2 separate regions of the Mus musculus genome follow, and region 1 is linked to region 2. Evidence: chromatin loops called from intact Hi-C (ENCODE). Cell type or tissue: heart. All regions are shown on one strand.

Region 1 (2,500 bases), 92 kb before region 2:
CTCAACTTCCTGTCTAGAAGTTGCCTGGCTTAAAATTAAAATAGGCTCATGAGAAATTTCTATCCACAGAAACACAAGTGCTTTTCAGGAGAAGCTGACCCATTTCCTAAGTCATCTGTCAATCCCTTCCAAGCCTATGGGCAGTAGGAGCCTGGGCTGTGGGAAGCAGGCCAGGTCTGTTCCCTGCAAGCCACACTCTGACTACAAACAGACAATGCCAAAAGTGCACTTAGGTGTGCTCTTAGAGGCTGTGGTGACATGCCACTAAATTCATAGTGAGGCTTCTGATGCAGCGTGTGATAGAGCACGGGGAAAGGGAAGAGTACACACGTTTCAGTGGCCAGCACTGCATTCTCTCCCTGTCAGGGGAGTTCGTTCTTGGAGGGCGGGGAAGCTGCTTTTCTGGGCTTCCTTGAAGCAGGGTACCGGTGCCACACCTTAGCCTGTTGCCAAGACTGGAATGAGCTGGTGACCCAGAATAAAACAAGGCTTTTTGCCAAGTGCAAGCACTAATATCAAGTGGCTAGGGAGGTGGGCTGATGAGTGGGTGCTAATGACAGAATTTGCAGCACGTAGTACCCATCATCAGACCAGTTTCCCAGTGTGACTCAAGCTCCTCTTGACCTGGAGTTCACATGGTTCTCCAGGCCTTCTGAGACTCCAGGAGCCACTTCAAGTCCTGTTAACAAGTCTCTTTTTGCTGATCAGCTGAGTTCCTGATACTTACAAAGAACCACTTGACTAGTAAAGGCTGGGGGAGAGGGGGTGCTGTGTGTGACTCAGACCCAAAGCAAGCACCAAGGGACATAGCCATTTTGCTTATCAACACCAAGAAATCTTTCAATGCAAGCCAGGCGCACAAGCTTAACAGCAGCTGTGTACCTTTTTACCATGCCGGATGCTCTGGTCACTCCCTGGGTTTTTCTCCCAGGACTACAGGAAACATGGCCTCTGCTGCTGCTGCTCACGTCTAACAGTTTCTGGCCCTGAGAGGCCCTCTGCAGTGGAGCACATCAGTAAGAGCACTCTAAAATGCCAGGCTCTGCTTGAGGAGTACTGACCTCCTGCAAGCTCCACAAAGAATATCAAATGCCCATGGCAGTTTCTAACATACACGCACGCTTAGACTGAAATCTCAACTCTAAATGGTGAAACTTATTACAAACCATTCTTACACAATTTCTAAAAGTTCCTGCTTGTGCTTCCTTAATATGAGTTCCTCTCTTTACTTCTTCCTTTCTGAAAGGAGAAAAGTGGAGAAGGCGGCACATGCAGCAGAGATGGGCCCCGTGAGTGCACGCAGGAGCCGCCTCCGGCCAGAGATCAGCCTGATCCTTTTCCAAGTCGGTAAGAAGGTCAAGCTTTCCTTTTCTCCAGCTCATTAAGTGACCGCTGCTTCTCGCCTTATCTGTGTACTTAAGCTCTTAGCACATAATTTAAGAAGGCAGCACTACAGTAAGTCGGGGGCTGGAGGAGGTCACTTCTCCCACAGAATTAGGTACTAAAGCATAGCTGAAGAAAGGTTTCCTACCGGCCCTTGGTTGTTGATGCTGCTTTGAGCACATCTCACCAGAGAGAATCTGTGACCACTTGTGCTAGTCACTCAGTCAATTCCCACACAGGCAAGCTCTGGACTAATGTACACTGTACAATATTAGCTTAATACTTTCATAGCACAATGTTTCTAAAGGCTGAAAAGAACTTGGATTTAAAGCTGTAACTTGACCTAGAGAAAAGTCACCTGATAAAATAACTAATCTTTAAATTCTATCTCTACCTGTTCTAGCACTATAAAAGTTATTTATTTCATCATAGTTTAAATAATCTAAGATTTGTCCACTAAATCTGGATTGCAGGGCAACAAATGGAGCCAATGTTCTTGTAATTAATTTTTTTCTCATCTGTAAATACATGGTAGAGTAGCCTAATGGTGGAGGACTTGCCAAGCATATGTAAGGGTCTGGGTTCACTCTCCAGCACACACAAGAAAAGGAAAGGAGAAATGCAGAGGGAGGGGAGATGGGGCACGGGGAGGAGGAGTGAGTGAATTATTCCTAAATGTTAACAGTGGCTCTTCTGGCTGAGGAACCACGGTGATGTCTTATACTGCTCTATTGTCTGCCATGACTATACACTACTTTTGTACAGAGCTTTGTTGGAGTTAGAGAAAAGCTTTATCTTCCCATCTGTATTGTGAAATGTCTGCAGATATAATAACAAAAGGAGGGGATGAGATAGTGAGGAGACCTGAAACAAGCCCCAGTTAATGAACGCTAGGCAAGGCTGGGTCTGTGTGCTACTTTTGTACGTTTGACATTTTCTATAATAATAAATGTTGGGCAGGGCAGTGGTGGCACAAACCCAGCACCTGGGAGGCAGAGGCAAGCGGATTCTAAGTTCAAAGCTAGCCTGGTCTACAGAGCAAGTTCCAGGACAGTCAGGGCTACATAGAGTAACCCTGTCTCAAAAATATCATGATAATAATAATAGTAATTGTTAG
Region 2 (2,500 bases):
CCTAATCTACATAGTGTGCTAGGCAAAGCTGGGGCTGCACAGTGAGACTCTGTACAAACAACAAACCAACCTCACAATGGGGAGGCTTTCTTGACCTTCACAAGACCATGTTCCCAGGAACAGGTGCATGTTACACTGATCTGAAAAGGAGCATCTTAGGACCCACAAGAATGATGGAGAGTGGCACGCCTAAGGCATCGTTAGCACTGAAAAAAGAAATTAGGGTGAAGTATTCCTTCCTCCAAATTACCCGAGATCTCAGAGAAATAAAAGTATCTCTGAGGATTTGTAGCTTCTTCCTAGCAATTTCTCCTGTTTTAAGCCATAGTAATCTGAGTACACTATTTTAAGGCCACAACTGGTGCTTTTTTTGGATAAGGCAAACTTTCAACTGCTTTCCACTTTAGTTCGGGTGACACTCCGGATCTGTGTGAAGGAGTTAACTTCAGGAGGTTTCTACCAAATCACTACTGCCAAACCTGAGTAATTACTCCCCTCCCCCCCTCAGTTGTCACAGTTCTTCTCCCGTCCTCTGTAGATGCTATCAGTTATAACATCCCCTCCCCCCCTCAGTTGTCACAGTTCTTCTCCCGTCCTCTGTAGATGCTATCAGTTATAACATCCCAAACATCTGCGCCGACCTTTCTGCCCTCTGAGAGTTTCCCTAAGTGAGGTACCCAAATATATTAAAAGTTTAACCCAAGAAACAGTAGTTACGGCTGTGTTAACAAGCTGACGCCGGCAAGCTGGCCACCAAGTGCAATGCCTGATCTTAGGTATTTATCCTGGGCTCTATGAACCTTTAAGAAATTCTATGCAAAACTGTGGCAACTTTTCTCAGGGGAGGCGGCTTCCACTGGCCAGCCCGGGACTCTGGAGTGTGAAGTGGGGTTGGTGACTGCCCTTTTAGGAGTTCATAGCCAGGCCCCTGGAAGGCCAGGGCTCCAAGATTGAGGAGCAGCTCTCACTCAGTAGCGTTCTCTCGGCTTTAACTTCCCGACGGACCATGAGTCTCCCTCCGAGCATCACCGAGGGCAGAGCCAAGGAGAGTTGGCCCGCATCCGAAACCCTCGGGTGGGAAGATGATGACCCGTGCCCAGAATTAGTAGTCCTCGGCACCCGGTGTTCGCCAAAGCCACCTCCACACTCCGGAACTGGAGTGCACTCAACTGAGGAGACGCGACGCAGACAAAAGAGGAGGGGCTGCCGACCGCACCCTCTTCGTCTTTCCCCGCCTCCTTTGTTCCTTCCTAAGCTATTATTGGCTGATGGTCCTCGGACCCGCGACCTTTTTTGATATTCTATTGGCTGAAGTCGCTGTCACTCTATAGGCGGCTCATTCGTGATTGGTCAAGGTGCCTCCCGGGTTTGAATCGTCTCCCCGGCTTTGGGAGGGTTCTGCCAAAGTGCCACGTTGGGCCGGGCAGCAGGCGTGAGGAGCCGGCTCCCGGCGCCACCCGGGGCGCGCTCGCTAGGGCGCCGGCCTTTGGGCGGCGCGGGATAGCGGCGAGAGCTGCTGCGGGACCTGCGTGTCCCGCCCCAGGGTGGCTCTGGCTGAGGGCGGCGGGGCCGGGGGAGAGCCCGGGGCAGCGGCCGAAACGGCAGGGCGGCGGCAGAGCCCGCTGCCCCCGGACGTCCCCGGCGACATGCTGGCAGATAACCTAGTGGAGGAGTTCGAGATGGAGGATGAGCCGTGGTACGACCACCGGGACCTCCAGCAAGGTGAGGGCGAGGTCGCCGGTCGGGAGGGGGGGGCGGGATTGTTGGGGTGGGAGTCCGGGGGTGGCAGGTGTGGAAAGTGCTAGAAAGTTCCTTAGGCTGGAGGTTTGGGATGCCGCGGCCCGGTGCTTCTTGCCCTCACCTGGCAACGGATCCGCCCATCCCGACCGCAGAGAGCAAGCGCGCGCGGCCCACGGCCCTGCGGGTGCGCCACACAGGCTGATGCTCGGTGCTTTAAGAAAGCGCTTGCCGGGTATGAGCGGATGGACCTCTGAGGTGGGCAGGAGTGGACCAGCTTGTCCTGCTCTAGAGGCGAGCTGCTGGCCTGGGTCCGGGTCGTGCTGCCCTGCCTGCCCCACATCGCCTTTCATGGTCCGCAGAGTCTGCAAAGCCGCTGCAGGTGGTGGGAGGGCAGTGCTGCTGTGCGGTACCCGCGCCATCTCTCTGTGAGAGTAAATTTTTTTTTTTTTGTCCCGTTTTCCAGAAAGCAGAGGCTAAAAGATTTAGGTGGATTCCCTAAAGCCGAGTATGAGGAGCCTGTAGACACTGTTCAGTTTCTTAGCATCCCAGTTTACAGCTTACTCAGTTGGGTATTAAACTGTTTTGTTTTGTGTTTTAATTTATTACTTAGCCATCGTTCATCGGGGGCTAAATGAAATTATTCGAGGGCAGCTCTTATCATGCGCTTATCTTTCTTTCGGGTTTTCAATTAAAAATAATCCTGCCTTGGTTTTCTTGCATCGGGGCATCTCCAGAGACAATCTCAAGAGTGCCCCCAGTC

What was found. A loop is a pair of places that touch in the nucleus more often than their neighbours do. Peaks named below come from ENCODE experiments on the same cell type or tissue, not always from the same donor. Only the 100,000 strongest peaks of a DNase experiment are listed, where the experiment ranks them.
Region 1: a loop joins it to region 2, with 2.1 times the contacts of the local background. A loop is called at or near these places in 1 of 42 quality-filtered maps.

Annotation. Positions count from the first base shown.
Region 1 is chr7:121,073,286-121,075,785 of GRCm38, reverse strand. The region is part of intron 4 of Mettl9 (methyltransferase like 9); the gene reads right to left. Igsf6 (immunoglobulin superfamily, member 6) reads left to right here and starts at 1,256. Exons shown (of 6, transcript NM_030691.1): 1 at 1,256-1,347. The coding sequence starts at 1,281. In heart, no CTCF peak of the experiment used is centred here; DNase peaks (open chromatin) are centred at 785 and 1,305.
Region 2 is chr7:120,981,199-120,983,698 of GRCm38, reverse strand. Cdr2 (cerebellar degeneration-related 2) reads left to right here and starts at 1,387. Exons shown (of 5, transcript NM_007672.2): 1 at 1,387-1,722. The coding sequence starts at 1,647. It overlaps Mfsd13b (major facilitator superfamily domain containing 13B), which reads right to left and starts at 1,190. Exons shown (of 8, transcript NM_001374644.1): 1 at 969-1,190. In heart, no CTCF peak of the experiment used is centred here; DNase peaks (open chromatin) are centred at 1,288 and 1,928; H3K4me3 peaks cover 2,427 bases; H3K27ac peaks cover 2,401 bases.